Regions from separate parts of the Homo sapiens genome. Here region 2 is linked to region 1. A link is an interaction called in ENCODE POLR2A ChIA-PET data of the cell type or tissue named here. Cell type or tissue: OCI-LY7. All regions are shown on one strand. Region 1 overlaps STAG1 (STAG1 cohesin complex component). Region 2 overlaps STAG1 (STAG1 cohesin complex component).

Region 1 (2,500 bases):
GTATTAATTCTATTCAAGTATTTATATTTGCTTAGTTCCACAAAATTTTACTCCTTAACTTCATTACAGTATTTCTGTCTTTCAATGTGTTCTCCCCATCTTTGTCATGAAGTTTCATTTTAATCAATAGTATATGTGTCCTCTCATCTAATGTCTCAGTATCATTTGTTTATAATTACAATCCTTATACATTCTTTGGCCATTTTAATACTTCTTGAAACTTTCAAGCTTCTCAGTCAATGAATATTAGAAAATTATTAAAACACTTTTATCCATTCTATTAATAGCTCAGAAATGCATACAAGCCCTATTACAGTTACTATGTAACTGTCAGTTCTAACACTTACAAGTTAACAGGTAGAATTTAAATAAACCCACAGCTGCTTTCCTCTTTCCTTGGTATAGTCATAGAGTAAAACTCAAGCCCAGCTTGAGAATTCCTCTCCATTTGATGATACGAAGCGATTTGGCATGTAACTCATCTATAATTCGGAGGCTAGAAGAAACCAATGTCACTATAAAAGTCCATACTTTTCTTTGACACTAAAACAAAGCTTACTAACCCTAAGGGACAGAGAATGTCTGATCACAATTTCTAAGACACCTACCTCTTGCCCAATCATATTTAAATGGACAAAATTAGTTTCACCTTCAAAGTCAGTTGTCAAAAGCAAACAGAAGACCAAATTGTCTCACTAAGTATACTTAATTTATAGGTTAACAAGAGTTCCTTATTCACATAAGCTGTTGTTATCACTACACTAAGACCAAAGAAAGTTTGCTTAGTGTTAATCAACAGTTTTTAATTGTATATTAATAGATCATTTGATTGGTATAAACTATTTCTTCTTCCAAGACTAGAAAGTCCATGAAGGTAAGGGTCAGGTGAGTTTAATTAATATTGTAGCCCTGCGCCTAACCCAATTAGCTTGGAATTTTTGTTGAATGAATAAACGACAGTCCGACTTTTTTTTTGAGACAGAGTCTCACTCCCGTTGCCCAGGCTGGAGTGCAATGGCACAATCACAGCTCACTGCAGCCTTGACTTCCCGGGCTCAGGTGATTTTCCCAACTCAGCCTCCTGAGTAGCTGGGACTACAGACACATGCCACCACACCTGGCTACTTTTTGTATTTTGGTTGAGATGGGGTTTTGCCATGTTGCCCAGGCTAGTCTCGAACTCCTGGCTCAAGAGATCTGCCTGCTTCAGCCTCCCAAAGTACTGGGCTTACAGGACTGAGCCATCATGTCCAGCCCTATAGTCCAACTTTTATAGTTGATATCTAGGTGTACAAAATGAAAATGCCAATGGATTACAGAAATTAACAAGCTCTTACTCATAACTACTAAAGCAAAAAATATCACTTAGACTACACAGCTTGAAAGTTCCAAAATTCAACATGTATTTAATGTCACAGATCTAAAAGTCAGGATGTCCAAACTACTCTCATAGCCATCCTCCAATACCTATATTCACACAAACTTTCAGTGAACGCTACCAAGTCAAACAACTAGGGACCACCTTAGATTACTTCCTCTTTCTCATCTTTCCTAATCATTCCAGAGCCTGAATATTTGCACAATCTGTCACTTCCTCTCCATTCTCACTGACCTTCTATAAATTTGAACTTTCTACTTTGGGAGGCTGAGGCAGGTGGATCACGAGGTCAGGAGATTGAGACCATCCTGGCTAACACGGTAAAACCCTGTCTCTACTGAAAATACAAAACTGCGGGCGCCTGCAGTCCCAGCTGCTCAGGAGGCTGAGGCAGAAGAATGGCATGAATCCGGGAGGTGGAGCTTGTAGTGAGCCGAGACCGCACCACTGCACTCCAGCCTGGGCGACAGAGCAAGACTCCATCTCAATAAATAAATAAATAAATAAATAAATAAATAAATAAATAAATAAATAAATAAGAACTTTCTTTAGTTCCCTAATGGATCAGTGTTTAAAAAAAAAAAGCCTTTGGTCTGATTCCAGCCTTACCTGCCCACCAAATCATCATCTAAATTGCTCCCAGAAAGGCATTTCTAAAAATGAAAATACAAACAAGTAATTTTCTTTCTAAAATACCATCAATTTTACAAAAAGTATTCAATGGTCAGAATGTAGTTTCTCTCAGCTCCATTTTTACAAGGGCATCTACTGTCCTCTATGGTCGGATAACAGATTTTATCTTTGCATTTCCTGTTTCTAAATTAAGAAACGTCTTCTGCTACTGCCTACTAAACTCCTACTCCTGGTGAAGATGCTGTGAACACTGTTGAAATGGCAACAAAGGATTCTGAATATTACATAAATTTATATGATAAAGCAGTGACAGGGTTTGAGAGGACTTCCTCCAATTTTGAAATAGTTCTGTGGTAAAATGCTATCAAACAGCATTGCATGCTACAGAGAAATCTTTCATGAAAGGAAGAGTCAACTGATGCAGAAACTTCATTGTTGTCTTGTTTTAGGAAACTACCACAGCCACTTGATCAGTCGGCAGCTATCAAC
Region 2 (2,500 bases), 210 kb before region 1:
GAACTAGGTATTCTAAGGTTCTATGTTACTCTGATTCTGCTAAATTAACTCTATGAAACTCAAATGAGAACAGATAGCTGTCAACTTGTAAACCTTCCAGTATTCAAAGGAACACTGTTCCACTGTTAGTACCTAAAATAGTGCTTTGCATATAGTAGATATTTAATAAATAGTTACTCAATGAAATGTTGGTATACTTAATATGGATGTTTACCACAATCCTGGGGGCAACTTATAATGTGTTAATTTCATCAAACAATAAATAATTATTGGGTTTTTAAGAAATGATGCTAGGAGTTACTAATGTTCCTTTACTCCCTCAGATTTCTTGATTAGTATGTAAGAAAGTCTAGGGAATCAGCCATCTTAGGAGTTGGAGGCAAAGGATTCCTTTATAAAGGCTGAACACAAAGCAAATGTGTCTTATGTAAAATGATTACTTCCCAAAACATCTAAAGAGTAGTACATTTAATACCACAAATAAGTAAGCAATCAACTGATGAACTAATTAACAGTAGTATTTTAAGAGACACTGGAAATGTGAAACAACCAAGGCTTTCTTTTTTTTTTTTTTTTTTGAGACAGAGTTTTGCTTTTATCGCCCAGGCTGGAGTGCAGTGGCGCTATCTCGGCTCATTGCAACCTCTGCCTCCTGGGTTCAAGCGATTCTCCTACCTCAGCCTCCCAAAAAGCTGGGATTACAGGTGCCCACTGCCACGCCCAGCTACTATTTTTTTTCTTGTATTTTTAGTAGAGACAGGGTTTCGCCATGTTGACCAGGCTGGTCTCGAACTCCTGACCTTAGGTGATCTACCCGTCTTGGCCTCCCAAAGTGCTGGGATTAGAGGCATGAGCCACCACGCCTGGCCAGGCTTTCTTTATTGTTATTATTTTTTCCCAATGGGGATGGACTAAAGACCTTCTTTAGCAATAAAGTTTGGCCTAGATTTGGATGCAAACTAAATATTATTTGAGTGCTCAAGAAAGTTAATTTAATTGTAACTATATTCCACTGAGAGAATTATACATACTGACAGATTTGGGTAAATAAGCACAGATATTGTATACTTAACAAAGTTAGTTAATCTCTTATAGTAAATCCTTTGAACAGTTGGGAAGATAATTTAGGTTCCTGAAAATTTCAGAACTCAGTGCTTTTATTCATCCACTTCATGATGTTGGCCTGTTACTATACTTCATTTCATTTAAGTAGTGGGAATTATGATTCCCAAGACTGTGATTTTGCTCAAGTTGAGGAAGGCTGCCATTACTGGGTCATGTGATAGTAAGTATCTATACATTTTCAGGGTGTTACATCAAGATTTTGAAATTAGTTCAGGATTTGCCAATTTAAGACTCCAATAGTAAGAAAACAAAGAAGTCTCATAGAGTTAGCTTTACTCTTAATGCCCCTTAAAGAACAATAGATAATATTCAAGAGAAAAAGAAAAAGAAATATAAAAAGATTTGGAATAGGGCAAATTATAAGAGCTTGCTCTAAATAGGTGAAAATTAGCACACTTACTATGAATTCTTTTAAAATATATCACTGACTGCTTTTTAATTTGAAAAAAGTTACATTCCTCATATTATGGATACTGTCACTTCTCATCTGCTATAATAGCTGTAATTCATTATGAAAAAAAGTAAATATGCTTAACTTACTTCATTTTATCTGGGCCAGAATACAATAATAATAAAAGTTAACATTTATCCACACTTACTACTTGCCAGGCACTAATCTAAATTTTTCACAGATTAACAACTGATCCTTACAACTGTGATAGGTATTGGTATTATCACCCCCACTTTATGTATAAAGAAACAGGCACGGCCAGGCGCGGTGGCTCACGCCTGTAATCCCAGCACTTTGGGAGGCCGAGGTGGGCGGATCACGAGGTCAGGAGATCGAGACCATCCTGGCCAACACGGTGAAACCCCGTCTCTACTAAAAATACAAAAAATTAGCTGAGCGTGGTGGCAGGCGCCTGTAGTCCTAGCTACTCGGGAGGCTGAGGCAGGAGAATGGCATGAACCTAGGAGGCAGAGCTTGCAGTGAGCCGAGATCGCACCACTGCACTCCAGCCTGGGCAACAGTGCAAGACTCCGTCTCAAAAAAAAAAAAAAAAAAAGAAACAGAAACAGTCACAGAGATGTTAAGCAACAGGCCCAAAGACACAGAGCCATTAAGTAGCAAAGTGAAATAACAAAAGCAGTCTGCCTCCAGACTGTGGTCTTAACCAGTATGCTATAATGACTCTTTAATATGATAAAATTAATATGTGGCAACTTGCAGAGACAGGCAGCATTATGAAAGTAAGAAATTTGGCTGGGTGTGGTGGCTCATGCCTGTAATCTTAGCACTTTGGGAGGCTGAGGTGAGTGGATCACCTGAGGTCAGGAGCTCGAGACCAGCCTGGCCAACATGGCAAAACCCCATCTCTACTAAAAATACAAAAACTGCCGGGTGTGGTGGCACATGTCTGTAGTCCTAGCTACT

The links. Peaks named below come from ENCODE experiments on the same cell type or tissue, not always from the same donor. Only the 100,000 strongest peaks of a DNase experiment are listed, where the experiment ranks them.
Region 2: POLR2A ChIA-PET joins it to region 1 with 6 read pairs; 4 of 35 experiments call an interaction of 5 or more read pairs at or near these places.

The regions. Positions count from the first base shown.
Region 1 is chr3:136,593,813-136,596,312 of GRCh38, forward strand. All of the region lies in intron 4 of STAG1 (STAG1 cohesin complex component), which reads right to left. Among named protein-coding and RNA genes, the nearest start is that of STAG1, 160 kb to the right of the region's middle. In OCI-LY7, no CTCF peak of the experiment used is centred here; no DNase peak of the experiment used is centred here; H3K27ac peaks cover 498 bases.
Region 2 is chr3:136,381,842-136,384,341 of GRCh38, forward strand. The region is part of intron 22 of STAG1 (STAG1 cohesin complex component); the gene reads right to left. Among named protein-coding and RNA genes, the nearest start is that of PCCB, 130 kb to the left of the region's middle. In OCI-LY7, no CTCF peak of the experiment used is centred here; no DNase peak of the experiment used is centred here.